Linked DNA regions of Homo sapiens: region 1 is linked to region 2. Evidence: read pairs that join two places in POLR2A ChIA-PET (ENCODE). Cell type or tissue: endothelial cell of umbilical vein. All regions are shown on one strand.

Evidence for each region. ChIA-PET counts read pairs that join two places held together with the same protein. Peaks named below come from ENCODE experiments on the same cell type or tissue, not always from the same donor. Only the 100,000 strongest peaks of a DNase experiment are listed, where the experiment ranks them.
Region 1: POLR2A ChIA-PET joins it to region 2 with 13 read pairs; 2 of 35 experiments call an interaction of 5 or more read pairs at or near these places.

What each region holds. Positions count from the first base shown.
Region 1 is chr2:159,094,438-159,102,437 of GRCh38, reverse strand. TANC1 (tetratricopeptide repeat, ankyrin repeat and coiled-coil containing 1) reads right to left here. Exons shown (of 27, transcript NM_033394.3): 4 at 4,604-4,801. Among named protein-coding and RNA genes, the nearest start is that of MIR6888, 88 kb to the left of the region's middle. In endothelial cell of umbilical vein, no CTCF peak of the experiment used is centred here; DNase peaks (open chromatin) are centred at 3,197, 3,847 and 7,847; H3K27ac peaks cover 4,443 bases.
Region 2 is chr2:159,185,224-159,193,223 of GRCh38, reverse strand. TANC1 (tetratricopeptide repeat, ankyrin repeat and coiled-coil containing 1) reads right to left here. Exons shown (of 27, transcript NM_033394.3): 15 at 7,325-7,433; 16 at 6,200-6,322. MIR6888 (microRNA 6888) reads right to left here and starts at 6,389; the gene lies at 6,323-6,389. RefSeq lists a cis regulatory region at 7,537 and an enhancer at 7,453-7,622. In endothelial cell of umbilical vein, a CTCF peak has its summit at 7,714 (motif pointing right); DNase peaks (open chromatin) are centred at 4,523 and 7,723; H3K27ac peaks cover 1,612 bases.

The DNA.
Region 1 (8,000 bases), 91 kb after region 2:
GGCATGGTGGTGCATGCCTGTGGTCCCAGCTACTTGAGGCTGAGGTGGAAGGATCGCTTGAGCCCAGGAGGTTGAGGCTACAGTGAGCCTTGATAGCACCACTGCACTCCAGCCTGGGTGACACAGCAAGACCTTGTCTCAAAACAAATAAAAAAAACTTAAGTGACACAAGCAGCACACAAGAGGGTTACATAATGTGGTCTCAGGTTTAGGTGGAGCAGATTTTTTTCAAAAGACTAGAAGAAAAGATGTTCACAGTAGTTCTTTTTCGATGGGATTTCCAGATTTTCTACAAGAAATACTTGCGGGTTGGGGGAGGGAGTGCCTTCGCAGACATTAACTCATGGTCCAAGAATCAAAGAGACAATATGGCTTCTACTCCACAGCCTGTCAATTTAGTGGTTTTTCCCTTAACAAAACAGGCAGAGAAGTTTTCAAAACTGCTACATCAGCTATGTCCACTGTGAGACAGAACTGGAACTGGAATCGGCAGAAGCGGAAGTGGCCGGCACTCTCCAGTGTCTCCATACAAGGAGTAGGGCAGTATCGCCCACTTGTCACCATCTGCTGTCTTACTCCATCACAGCATTTCAAAGGGTTGCTTCTCATTCATTCATGATGTTTTGATTGTTTGATAATGGGCCCAGAGTGATCTGGGAAAATAAATGCAGATACTTTATAAAGTATCTAATGATATTACTAATAAATCACAGGAAATGAGCTTTTCTCTTCTCTGGAAAACAGCAGCACACATTACAAATATTGATGAATTCTTAATCCAAAAAGACTTGCAACTGCCACAGAACTACTTTAATGGATGCTGGTCCTTGTTTTCATTAACAGAAAATATATTTACCATTAAAAACAAAAGTTTTGAAACAATACTCAGAAAACAATCTTCTAACAATGAAAAAAAAAACCAAATAAATGGAGGAAGGTGGCAGAAGAGTAAATAAAAATAATAACCTCAATATGAGTGGAAAGTAAGAAACTCAATCATGTAACATGCAGGGTCACATTATTGCAAGGTTAATTAAATTATCTCTGGCCCACAGTTCCCAAGATCCAGGAAGTAATCATCAATTGTATTAACATACATATTTTTATTATTACAGGCTGTGTTGTTCAGAGTGTCTTCTTACAGGGGTTTGTAGTATTTGATCCTTGCAAGAATAATTGTTCCAGTCCCTAACAGTTTCTGGATTAGCATCAATTAGTGAAGAGTTTCTATACAAACAACTGAAACAAGTTTGGTTTTTTTGTTTTTGTTTTTTAACCTTGAACAAGAGAGGAATTGGCAGGGGTGGGGGGCATCTTACAAATCAGAACAAAAGTCATCAAGGTAGTTTCGGAGCACATGTCTGAATGATGGCACGACCCTGGAGCATGACCCACTGTGGGGCCAGCGTGGAAGGAGAGGAGGGGAGTGGCTCCATACCTCTGGGTGCTGCAGACACACTGTATTGACTCTATCATTAGCAGCAACAGTGCTAGCTTTTAAAATAGATGAGTCTTTTTAAATCCAGTACACATTCACAACCATATGTCAGTTTTTTTTTTAAATTATTAAAACCAGGCAGGTAGAACATTAGAGCTCTGGATACTTTTACCAACAAAATGGTTTAAGCAGAAATCTGTGTTAGACACTGAAAAAAAATACTGTTCATCATTTGATGTATTGAGTCACTGCCATTTTTAAACAGCATCTCTGCCCTAAACTTTTCCAATTAAAATTACCAAGATAATGAAGCCAAATTACCACTGTGAGACACTAATTTGCTGTACAAATTTGGGCAGTGAACAAGCACTGCTCCGTTAGAGATGTATCTGCTTAGTTTATTTAATTATCATTTGGACCAAAAACATCTAATAGAGAGAACATCCCAAATCCACCAGAAGCTTGTATGTTTCAGAACTATTAACCTTCTATTCTAAGGCCTTGCAAAGAATTTAGCAAAAATAAATTTCATTCCTATGGAGAAAAACTTGAGGATATTTTCTTGAAAAAAGACAAAAACTAATGTGGTCCACACACATATAAGGAGACATGGCTTCATCAGGGATTCTTCTGCCTCCATGCCTGTAACCTCCATGAAACCTTTCTGGGTAGCCACACTCTCCAGGCTTGCCATGCCATTCAATCCCACCTAAAGTCCCACTAAAACACTGAATTTGTGAATAAAATTATATCTGACATGCAGTCTTCCCTGAAGTCTCTCAGGTTTTCCCCAGTCCTAAGGCCCAAGCAACATTAATTCATTTGCAGTAGCACAGACTATAGGTAGGCAAATTGTACAAAAGGTCAAATCTCTGCACTTGGCATTACCTTCAACAGAGATCCCTTAAAAATATCGATAGTTTCTGAATTATCTCTATTATCTATTATATAGAGATGAGGTATAAGACATCTTGTTTGTCCTCAAGCATCAGACAGAGGAAGCACATAATGTTTTTAAGAAGAAAAAACTACTCAGTGATACTTTTAAAAGCATAGTAGGGCAGACTTTATTCAGGACCATCTTAACACATATAGGGACCAATGCAGTAGGATTTTGCAGTTAGGGAAAGAGTTGATTGAGCTCAACTCCAAATACCGCATGGGGAAGTGGGAATTTATAGCCAAGGAACAGGGTAGGTATCGGTGCATGAAAAATTACTAAGAGGCAACATCAGGGGTAGGAAGGCAATTCTTGTTAAAGACAGGTCAGGGTGACCAGATGTCACCTGGAAGATGGTGGAGGATGAGGAATCTAATCAGATTTGGGTGGGGGTGGGGAGGCGTTCTTGCTAAACTTAGTAGCATGCTTCTTAGCTAAACCTGGATTTTACAAGAAAATGTGTGCGCACACACACACACAGACCTAGGAGAAAGTTCAGGAGCATGACTACAGTGTAGCCAAGCAAAGTTTTTTTGTTTTGTTTTGTTTTGTTTTTTTTTTTGGTCAATATACCCACTAATTCAGGGGAAAAGGACAAATGACGTACCTGATAATAAAGAAAAAGTAAAACACTGTGCATACTTTTTGGGAAGAGTAATTCCAATCAGGATAACCCAGTATGACAGGCAGTGTGGGAACTATGATTTGAAGGAAGAGAAGAAATGTGACAAAGAGATACAGCAGTGAGGGAGGGCAAAGAAGGAAGGACGGACATTCCAGGAACTTCCCCAAATACTGATAAACAGGTCAAATTCCTTGGCACAGGAAATTACTTCATACCAAAAAGGTTCCTGAGTTCCAGCTAATTAATGGATTGTAAACAATGTTGTCCTAAACCAGAAAATTCTGCAACAATAAAAGATTTTGGACACTCACAAATTCATAGCACCGTTTCTAACATTCAGAGCCTTTAAGGGTGCCCTCCTAATTTTACCCGCACATAAACCTCAAAGATCTACTAAATGAGTCAGCATAGGTGATCTCAAGTAATACAAATATTACCAGGAAATCAGAGAAACAGATACCATTTCACAGCCCTAGGCACATTTTTGATAGATTCTGAATATGTTTACATGTAATTGAGAAGAATCCTTACACTGGCATATGATCAACTGGGCCCCAAATTATCCGCCTTTTGTAAACACTCCACAAACCTTAAAAAAAAAAAATCCAAGAATTTTTAAAACTCAAGGTATCAGCATTTTAGAAAGGCTTTCCTCACATGTGAATCATAACCTCTCAAAGTTCTGTTTTGTTTTTTTTGGGTAATGTTAAGTGTAAAACACATTGATAGAGGGAAGCCAAAATACTTCCAAAGTATAATAGGAATAATCCAAAGTCTGTTTCCCCCACCCCCCTTTACAAGTCTGAGTTTTCACAAACAAACTTTATAGCTGTTCAAATGCTAGATGATGTAATCAAATGAAATACATCAGTATATACTAGGTAGTAATAAATAGACTATTGTCAGATGACATTTGCCTACATCCATAACCTTTAAACACACCACGTATGAGTTTGGATTACAGTCATGTGTCACTTAATGATGAGGATACATTCTGAGACAGGCGTCATTAGGTGATTTTGTCATTGTGCGAACATCCTCAAGTGTACTTCACAAATCAAGGTGGCATAGCCTACTATATACCTAGGCTATATGGCATAGCCTATTGCTCCTAGGCTACAAACCTGTACAGCACGTTACTATACTGAATGCAGTAGGCAACTATTAATGTAGTGGCAAGTATCTGCATATCTAAACATAGAAAAGGTACAGTAAAAACACAGTATTATAACCTCATGGGACCACCATCATACATGCAGTTTGTCATTGATCAAAAGAAACATCATTAGTCGGTGCCATAACTGTATAGTGCTCCTTAATTCATCAGCAAGAAAACAACAAAATTGCTGGTTAACATCAGTACTGATAACAAAATCTTTAATCTTTATAAAAATCTAGCCTGGTAGTCCAAACAGGATGAATCTATTAAAACCATACTTTTTCCTTAAATTAAAAAAAAAAAAAGATTTATTTCTTCTAGAAGATACTGCGACAAAGAAAAAACATTGTCCCAGAAGATTTCTCATGGGCACTAGTTTTGCTTATTTTCAATGCAGGTACTACATATATAACCAAGGCAGCTCCTTCATTGCCTGTTTACCTGGGGATTTTTTGTTCACTCTTGATTGCACCAAGTGAGACTGTCGAGGCAGCAAAGGTGAGGAAGGCAGAGACATCGAGACACCTTTGGCCAAGCTCACCCTATAGGTGTCCTCTGCTGTGGGAAGACTGCTCACAGGAGAGTCAGCACTGTGGTCAAGGTGCAGGACTGGAGAAGTCTCTGGACCAAAGTCACTTCCTAGAGTAGAGAGAGAATACTTAGGTTAAACCATCCATTCATTATAAGTTGATGCAAATTTAACTCCTATAAACTATATTCTCAGAATATAATTCCCACATATCAGATGTGTGTATTGAATTTTTTTAAATGACTTTTCCCCCACTACTCTTGAAACTTTTTACCCTGTGAGGGAAAACTCAAGCATCAGTGAACTCTGCTCCATGTGCCTTTCTGCACTACCCTAACTGATCTGGTTTCAATCCCTAACAAAGGATCCAGGAAGCCACTGATCTGGGATTAGATCAAGGTCAAGTATGAATGATCCACAAGAAGCTTTGATCTCAGAAAAGGAAAAGGAGAGGGCTTACTAGCCTTACATGAGTATCAGTAAAACAGATTCAGATACCAACCCTTCCAGAACTCCCAGGCCTCCACTGCTCCTCTCTAATAAGAAAAGACTAAGTGAGAGTGTAGTCTACATCCACATTCCTCCCCAGCACCATCCCTTGGCTCCCATCCCATCTACTCAACACTCCCCATGACACAGGGCCACCCTCCTAAAACTCAAACAGCCCCAAACCAGTCATGGGACTGGAAACATTGCTCACTTATTAGGCAGCTTCCGCTTGACACTCCACCCCTAAACAAGCTTGGGAACAAACAAGCTTACTATTAGGAAATTAAACATTGTTAAATATGGTAAACCCCAAGTTTCTCCTCAAAAAAACCAGTATGTCAGTATGTTCAGCTCTTATTCTTTGATTCTCCATTTTAAAGTTTAACTTCCTGGTTCTCTTTGGCTTCTCGCTTCTAGTTTCAGTCAACAACTTTCCCGCCAATCCTAATTAGTAGTTCACGTCTGTTCCCTGGTTACCTGCTCTGTCCTGACTCATCCCGGTCACCTGCTCTGACCTAAGTCACCTTTAGTTACCTGTTCCTCACCGTCCTTCCCACCAAACCCCGCCATTCTGGCTCATGCCCCTGCCCTCTTTAAAACAGTCAGTCAGAACTAGCTTAGACTGTGTGGTCCAACCCTAGCCAATAGGGGAACAACACAGCAGCAGGGGCTACCTGCGTCAGGAATAAGAACTCCTGCCCCTCCCCTGTCCAGGTGTGCTCTCGCCATTGTTCCATCTGTGATGAGCACCCTTTCTGCAGAAAGTAAAAACTGCCTTGCTGAGATAATTAAATTTATGTTTGAGTGCTATTTCTTTGTGGCACCAGGGAACAAGCATTTCTAACAACATTCTAGGGTAGACAGAACCTTAAGAAGCAGAAAGGATGTAATCACAATGTTAAAAAATATATACAAGAAAGAGTATCTTGGCTGGAACTAGTCTCCCAAAAAAAAAAAAAAAAAATACAGCCAGTCCTCATGTATTCAGATAACACATTTTCCTCTGACTGCTTCTTCCCACCAATCACCTTCCCCGCTCGTTAGTATGTACTAAGATGGAACTGAGGATGTGCAGGGAAAGAATGTAAATCATTACCTGCTTCTTAAAAAGCATCTTCAAACTCTAAGTCACAGAGAGCAGAATTTGAAAGATGTATAAACTTTCCCACAAGCACACCAGTCTCTATGACAAAAGCTATCCAACCAGTCCTTGCCACGCCTTCCTGGCTCCAAAAACAAACCAAAAAAACCACACATACACACACACAATCAAAGACCAGATTTTAAAAAAAGAAACAATGAAAGCTGCCTAGCTAGGCAGGAACTAAATTCTGCAGATTTTTGTGTACAAGGCTCAAAGGGGATACAAACCAGACCATCAAGTTTCAAGTGGTATCACTGTGCTTGTTTTTTGTGTTAGGAGTCAAGAGGAAGTAGAGTCACCCCCTCCATATAGGACATATGCCTTATATGAGACATATAGGACAGGTACATGCCTTACTTTTTTTTTTTTTTTTTTTTTTTGAGACAGTCTTGCTGTGTTGCCCAGGCTGGAGTGCAGTGGCACGATCTCGACTCACTGCAACGTCCACCTCCTGGGTTCAAGCGATTCTCCTGCTTCAGCCTCCTGAGTAGCTGGGATTACAGGCGCCCGCCACCACACCCGGCTAATCTTTGTATTTTTAGTAGAGACAGGGTTTCACCATGTTGGTCAGGCTGGTCTTGAACTTCTGACCTCGTGATCTACCTGCCTTGGCCCCCAAAGTGCTGGGATTACAGGCATGAGCCACAGCGCCTGGCCAGCACATGCCTTACTTTTAAAGGGAACTCACAGCAGAGCAGTGAACAGAAAAGCCCCACAATGGGCATGTCAGCAAAGTCAGATAATTTTAGTCTCTCCTGGGTTACCTATGCATGGACGGTTTTTATAAACCTGGGAAACTAAAGATTTATCACTCACTGCCCAAATGACTGGCATTTGAAGAAACAAGACAGATCAGAAAACTCACTAGGGCTGGGTGCAGTGGCTCATGCCCATAATCCCAACATTTTGGGAGGCCGAAGCAAGCGAATCACGAGGTCAGGAGTTCGAGACCAGCCTGGCCAACACGGTGAAACCCTGTCTCTACTAAAAATACAAAAAAAATAGCTGGGCATGGTGGTGGGCACCGGTAATCCCAGCTACTTGGGAGGCTGAGGCAGGAGTATCACTTGAACCCAGGAAGCAGAGGTTGCAGTGAGCCGAGATCACACCACTGCACTCTAGCTCGGGCAACAGTGCGAGACTCCATCTCAAAAAAAAAACAAAAAACAAACAATAAAAAAACACCTCTCACTGGCGTTACAAAAATAAGGACATTCATGCAAATGCCCAGGACAAAGTTCTGTCCTCAAGGGAGAGAAGCAGACAGGAGTTAGAGGCCTTTCCTCCTAGAGGCTGTGTGGACAGCAGTGGCCCCCAGGCTGGCCCCCACCCCCCCCCCACACACACACAAGCTTCATCCACCCTCTTTTGCTAGCTAGCACTGTAAGATACCATTGTCACCAATCCCCAGAACCACAGGGGCCAGTCTTATAGCACTGTGCATGAGTCTGGAATCTTTGAGAAACCACCTCGAGGCTTTCGGCCAGGTCACGAGTTTTCCCAGCTGCTTTCCCTTCAACTGTCTGGCGAGGAAACAGATCTTAAGGCAGAGCTAGGCTGCACCATGATGCCAGCGCGCAGTGGAGCCGGATGCCCTCTGACCCGACAAACTTGTAAAAGCTGAGGGATGGTTGTTTTCTCATCACCACCTCACTCTCACACTGAGAATGCAAGCA
Region 2 (8,000 bases):
CAAATACTGAGTGAAACTACTTATGAGATATATACAGTAATCAAATTCACAGACAGTAGAATGAAGGTTTCTGGGCCTGGGCACAGGGGAAATGAGAGTTGTTGCTTAAGGGATATAGAGTTTTGATTCTGCAACATGAAAAGTACTGGACATCTATCGCACAACAATGTGAATATTGTTAACACTACTGAATTGCAGACTTAAAAATGGTTAAGATGGTAAATTTCCTTTTATGTGTTTCTTAACCATAATTAAAAATAAAAACTAAACAAATAGCCAGGCAAGGTGGCTCATGCCTGTAATCCCACCACTTTGGGAGGCTGAGGCGGGCGGATCACCTGCAGTTAGGAGTTCGAGACCAGCCTGAAGAACAGGGTGAAAACCCCGTGTCTACTAAAAATACAAAAATTAGCCAGCGTGGTGGCGCACGCCTGTAATCCCAGCCACTCAGGAGACTGATGCAGGAGAATCGCTTGAACGCAGGAGGTGGAGGCTGCAATGAGCCAAGATTACGTCACTGCACTCCAGCCTGGGGGACAGAGCAAGACTCCGTCTCAAAAGCAAAACAAAAACAAAAACAAAAAAAACCTAAACAACTGCAAATTCTTGGGCCCCACCCCCTGATTTCTGATTCATTATATCTGGGTGGTACATTTTTAATAAGTTCCTCGTTGATATTGACACTCTTGGTTTGGGGAACCACACTTTGAAAAATCACTGTTTAACCTCAACAAAACCAGGAAATTCATTTTCCTGGTAATGAAGTAATAATTGTGGCTGGGTGCAGTGGCTCACAACTGTAATCCCAGTATGTTAGGAGGCTGAGGAGGGAGGACTGCTTGAGCCCAGGAGTTTGAGACCAACATGGGCAACATGGCAAGACCCCGTCTCTATAAAAAATGTTTTTAAAAAGAAAAAAATAGTCATGGTGTTAATAGTGAGATAAGGCCAAAAGTAAATACAAATACTTTATAGGGATGTGTTCCTAAAAGAAACAGAAAATATGGAAATGTCCACATGTGCCATGATTGTCCGCAGCATAATACTGCTAGAAAATAATGTGCTGCTTCCACTAATTACTATATCCCCCACTTAGTAATCTCCCTGGATCTAGGTATTGGGAAAAGCTTTTTATCTACAGGTTTTAAAATAAAATTACTGAACATACGCAAATTTTAGGTATAATAATATTTTTTTTTTCAGATCTTCAGATCATTAGATACAAATGATGCTCCTTTAACAGCTATTAAGATGCCCAGTGTGTTTCTTTCAATGGCTTACTTCAATGGTCCTGACCCACATCAATCACTGCCCCTGCCAAAGCCTGGCAGGTCCTCCACCTGCCCACTAAATGTGAAAACCACAGAGACTATCATTTATTGACTAGAGACACATGGGGATCATTAAAAGATACAGAGAGATGACAAGGCATAAAAACTTCATGGTATTTCAGTGATAGATGTCCACAAGAGTAGCTGACAAACAGAATATTTACAAACAAATGGGTCTGGAAAATTATACTACCAAGTAGTGAAACCATAACTCACAATGGCATAGTGACAGGTTAGAACCCCAGGTGTCAAATTTGAAGATGTCTTGGCTGCTGAAGCTTGAACCTCTGTGATACAGGCCTCCAGCTTCCTCTCTGATCTTCTCTGCAGAATCCTTCCCTCACTGCAGCCACCTTGGACCCAACACGTGCTGTGACAATGCCAAGCAGGGCCGGCCTCATGGTCTTTACCCCCTTTTAGTTCCCTGACTGGAATGCTCATTCCATAAATATAATCACTTCCTGCAGGGCTCTGCTCCAGTGCCAGGACATGGGGGAGAGGGTACCCTGTGCACCCAGGCCCTCTCTATCCCTCAGCATGCTCTGTTTTCCTGCTTAGTCCACTGCACCAGACACTGGTTCTACGATACAGAAGTTCACAGAGAAGAAAGGCAAACAGAGCCCCTCCATGGATGGGGATGACCCACACATCAGTTTCTTCACACTGCTGGGACTGCCATCTACATTTAAGGAAGAACAGGCCATGTGCAAGTGACAAGGAGCCAGCCAACCACCTGACCACCACCCCGCTGTCTACACCATCAGAGAGACCACTGTCTAGCCAGATCCAGGTGAACACCAACCCAGCCTCTAGGGTCTCGCTGTCAACTTGTACTTGTGGAGGAATGGATGAGAGATCAGAAAGGGTGTCCAGTCCTAACACTGCTGTTTCATGGGCAACTTCAGGCAAATGACTTAATTAATCCCCACCAAGCCTGCTCTACAGATCTATATAGGCTTGCTTTTTAAAAATGCCACCAGACTCTGATCTAATTCAAAAGCATTTTAAGACTGCATTATGCTACAACATTAATAAAGGTGTGGCTGGGCATGGTGGCTCACGCCTGTAATCCCAACACTTTGGGAGGCCGAGGTGGGTGGATCACCTGAGGTCAGGAGTTTGAGACCAGCCTGGCCAATATGGTGAAACTGAGTCTCTACTAAAAATACAAAAATTAGCTGGTTGCGGTGGCACACGCCTGTAATCCCGGCTACTCGGGAGGCTGAGGCAGGAGAATCACTTGAACCCAGGAGGCGGAGGTTGCAGTGAGCCAAGATCACGCCATTGCACTCCAGCCTGGGCAACAAGAGCAAAACTCCATCTCAAAATAATAATAATAAATAAAAATAAAAATAAAATAATAAAAGTGTTTTAAAAATCCCTTTGAGTAACAGCGTGGACAGAATCAGATTATGCTGAAGAAATAGGATTTTATTAAGGCCAATGAAACCAGTCCTCAGCAAGAGGAGTAGAGAAGATACACATCTGGAAATACACGCAATGCCACCAAGGGGCACACCAGACTCTGCTAGCCACAGGATGGGCAGGATCATTTGTAAATTCCCTGGATAATTTTGCCAGCCAGTTACATTCTGTCCTCCCCCATCAACCCCATACCTTCTTGAGATCCATGGGCCTAAAAAATGAAGGATTAAGTGGTGTGAGTTCTCAGCCAGCCCCCAAACTAACCTACTGTGTGATTTTCAGAAAATTCCTCAACCTCTCTGTGCTTTAGGTGCCACCTAAGAAAACAGCAGCATGCCATCCCATTCTATCTAACAGGTACTCTTTTGCTAATAATGGTGGAAGGTATACTTGGAGTACCATGATGAATCCCTTACAAGAGTTTACCTGGAAGGCATGTGCTCAGGGCAGAGGTTTCCTAAAGATGTCATCAATTCACACTTCCTCTGCTTCTGGGAATAACATTTTCCTTTGTCGGTGTAATGCTGTACGTATTTTTACCACTTAACCCTCCATCACCTTCCCCTAAACTATGGTTCTTAACCTTGATGCACACTGAAACCACCTGGGAGCTTGAAAGTTTCCAATACCCTGGCCCCACTCTTGGAGATTCTGACTTAACTGGGGCTGGGGCTGTGGTGCCCAGAGCTCCCAGGTGATTTTAGCTGGCAGCCAGGGCTGTAAACACATCAAGTGATAAAGGCACCTGCAGAGCAAGGGCTTGCTGAGTGTCAGGCGCCCTTCCAGCTGTGTGATTTTGGAAAGTATCAACTGCCCTAAACCTCAGTTTTCTCATCTAAAAAAATGAGGATAAAAGTTTCACTTCACTTGGTGGTTGTAAAGATTAAAAATCAATGTGTAAAAAAAAAAGTGTATGTATATATATGTGCATTAAGCATTTAGCACAGCACTCAGCATCTGTACATGTTAAATAAACATTAATCGATGTTATAATCAACCTTTCATGGAGTCTTCAGAAACGACAAGAACTCAGGTCCCTGACCTCTGGAAGGCACAGGAGGGAGCTCTGCCCTCCTGTCCACATCACCCTGCATGCCCAGCCTGGGCTGTTCACCAGCACAGAGCAGCAGGGACACCTCATGCCGAGATGAGGGCAGAGGTAAGTCACCTGCAACCATCACATCCTCAAGGTCGGCAGCTCCTGTTAACAAGCACCAACTGGCACATCCAAAACTTCCCAGGTGCCTACAGCAGAGCCACTGTTTCCAGAGATGAGGCAAAGCACTAACAACAATTCATGTAAACATAATAAATGCCAAGTATGTTCCCAGTACCTTTAACATCTCAGTAAGGTTTCTCATCACTTGAGAGACAGCCTCTTTTGTGTCTCCACTTTATAGGTGAGAAAGCCAAGGCTCAGAGGGAGTAAGGCCGAGCTGAGCGCTAAGCACAAAGCTAATGATGGTCACAGAGCAGCCAGGTGGCAGAGCAGCAGTCTTGGCTGAGACGGCACTGTGCTGAAGGAACCTGTTTAAATGATTCATCCTATAGATTTTCCCCCAACGATATGGAAATTTTCCGACCATGATCACAGAAGCCCTCCTTGGACAACACTCAGAAGTGGTGGTATCTCTCAACTTCTGGATTTAATGAAAACAGGAAAACAGGAAGGGAGCTGGGGATATGCGAGGCAATACGATCATGAGGACCAGAAGAGGCTTGGCCAGGGTGGCCATAGGGCAGCATCAGCATTCCCACTAAGTACACTGGAAGCTCACACAAGCACAATTGTTTTAAAATGTGTCCTTCCTGACTATGATGTAGGATATGACTGGATCTCCCGGCCAAGGGAAGTTGGGCCAAAGGCCACACCTAGCTCCTGTTCTCCTCTCCTTTCTGTTGTCAGCTGAGAAAAGAACTGCAACCTAAATCCTCCTGAGGCCACAGCTTGCGGCTGGCCACCAGTCCTATGAGATGGTACAACAAAACCACTGGCTGGATGGGACTCCAGTGGGCCAGCGGGGCCCAGGCTGGCCCCATCCTGGCCTGGCCACAGGAGACAACATGGTTAGAGACTGCTGGCATGCCACTGCAACTAAAATCCATCTACCAAGTAATCATCCCAGAGCAAGTCACTTTAATTTACCAAAGTGGCAAACTGCAATTATTGTTCAAAATGACATTCATTCCTGTATGACAACATTTAATACACTCTAAAAAAAGTTCCTTAATTGCATGCATAATTTAAAATTACTGTAATTTGTTCAAGATCCTGTGAAAACCGTTTTCCCCCCTTGAAAGATAAAAGAAACAGAAGGATAATGAAAAGACTTAAGATTCTATAACCACATTATAGAAATAATTTCGGAGATGGTGTAGATGTAGGTGACACTGGAGTTTTACAAAACAAAGTAAAAATGATTAACTCTTAAAATCGCACATACGTTAAAGAGCAAAGTTTATAATCTCAGGAGGGCCATGCTCATTACACTATTATGCAGTACCTTTAAATTTACTGTCTTAAAAACTTGTACTCAACAGATGTTTCCCATTTACTTATTTCCATATTAAAATAAATTCTATGCCCAGAAATTCATTAACATATGAAAACATATTGCCATTTTTATTCTCATCTTTCTTATGATTATAGAATTTTATTAGTTATGGAGAAGCCGAGAGATACACTCTTAGCTGAAATGAAAGATGAAACAATGTGAGTGATTCGGGGGGAAGACCTGGCTCCCTAAACTGACCCAGGGCTTCCACAGGCAGCCGGGTACATCAGGGCCTGAAGCTGAAAGGCCTGGACACTGTCTCTGTGGCCTTAACAGGCTGCTTGGCCTCTGTGTGCTTCAGATTCCCAGGCTACATGAAATCAGGAAGAAAAATCTACCTTAAAAAGCTGAGTGGAACATCATGACATGAAAGCCACTGACCAAGAAGTGAAGAAGCTCTTGGCTCCACAGAAGGCCATGCTGATACCCTTTCCATAGGCAGAAATATGGATACATGAAACCTCGATGTTTGTTTTTCTGTGTACTTATCTCTATGCATCACCCATCCATGCTTAATTTCCCATGAACTCTGAAGAGATGGTCCAGATTAGTAACGCAGGACACTTAAAAAATCCGTTTTCCCTAGAAATCTCTCTGATCTTTGATTTCTTTTGTAAATTGCTTCCTTATCACATCTGCTGTGAAACAGTCACCACATGTGCTCAGAGCAGCCCTGACCACCCACATCTTCCTGCCAAAGAAAAGCTAAACTTCTGGAAGAACGAGTAATACAGCACCCAAGCCCGTGTGATCAGGGAAGCACATCTTTAGAAGCTCCTCTGCGTCCTCTCACCACCACCCAGGGCAGAGGGAAACAGGGCTGTTGGAGGAACGGCCAGCAGCCGGCCAGGGCTGGGTCTCCGGCTCTCTGTGCAGAAGGTTGCTCACCTTCACGTTGGGAGTATAGAGATTCCTGAGAGAGGCCAGGGCGGCGGACAGCCCCTCGGTGCTGTAGCCGATCCACAGGGCTTGGAGATGGCTTGAAGAAATTCCCGTCTTCTTACTGAGGCCCTGGAAACAATCGAGACAGATCTTGGAAACAATCAGAGACAGATCTGCCTGAGCATCTCCTTCCCACCTGCAGGGTCACTCTGAAAGTGGGTCTGCCGCAGAGGGTGCAGATACCTGCAGAAGGCACGGGGTCACACACAAAGAATGCCTGGACATGCGAGCTTTCACTACCTGAAACCAAGGGTCAAGGAACCAGCCTGCCTTCACTAGGTTAACTTTGTGCCTTGGGAGAGAGATGGCAGATGAGAGTTTCTCTTTGAGTCAGAGTCTTGCTGTGTCGCCCAGGCTGGAAGTGCAGTGGTGCAATCTCAACTCACTTCAACCTCCACCTCCCAGGCTCAAGTGATTCTCATCCCTCAGCCTCTCAAGTACCTGGGATTACAGATACATGCCACCACTCCCAGCTAATTTTTGTATTTTTAGTAGAGACAAGGTTTTACCATGTTGGAAGTAAATTAGAGGAAGAATAAATGACAGAATTAGAATATCACCATCTGAGCCCTGCAAGGTGGAGCGTGCCTATAGTCCCAGTTACTTGGGAGGCTGAGGCGGGAGGATGGCTTGAGTCCAGTAAGCTATGATCCCACCACTGCTCTCCAGCCTGGGCAAACACAGTCAGAAAGTCCAGGTGGTACAAAATCACACAGGTCAAGAAACTCAGGTTCTCGAACAAATCAATAATAAGGAAACAAAAAGTAATGAACAAAGTGGAACCTTTAGATAAAAAGAAACTTATCAGAGATTTAAAGGTGGAAAGAAGTAAAACTTAAGCACAGCACTCTGATATACACTTGAGCAATCAACTATAGCAAAATGCAAGGAAATGCCCAGGCTGAGTCAGAACAGCGGTTACTTTTGGAGAGGGGAGGCAGGAGGAGGTTGCATTTGGGCTGAGGTGCATGGAGCGTTTCTTGGATGGCTGACAGAGCTGTCTAAAATCTCCAAAGCAAAACCTCAAAATGACAACAAAGAAACCCTTCCCCAAGTTGGTGTGCATCTCACCTTGAAAATGTGCGCCTTCAGGATGTGGTGGCCAAGCTCCATGGTCTGCTGGCGGTTCAACTTGCCCTCCTGACGCGAGAACATGAATGCCAAGAGCGCGTGCCCGTTCCTAGGGGAAGGAATACAAAGGCTCACAGCAGAAGAGCCCATTCCACCACACCGCAGACCCACCCTCAATTCACCACCCATTGCCTTAGTCACTGATTTATGCCCGTGACAAAGATGTAAACTCCGGGAGGCTAAGGGTCTCATCTGAGTCATAATGCCTAGCAAAGTGCTGAGCACTTGGTGAACACTCAAATGTGTTTCTGGAATGCATGCATGAATAGACACAGAGCACAGAACCATCCCTGGGCCTAGCCTTCAGGTCCCCTCAGGATCACCACCACTAGGGGTAGACAAAGGACAAGGTCTCACGTGGGAAGGAGAGAAAAGCCAGGCCGTGCTAGGTGACAGCTCATGATCAAGAAAGCAGAGAATTCTAGGCTTGGATGGCACACAAGTCCTTGTGGTGAGAAGAAGGCTAAGGCATCTAAGTGGGTTTGCTGTGGCTGGCACATGGTGGACATCCAGCCAACAGCACCCATTTCCCTTTTGTGAAGGTACCATCCTGCCTATTTTCCTGCCCATTTCCCTTTTGTGAAAGGGCCATCCTGCCCATTTGCCCTCCATGTCC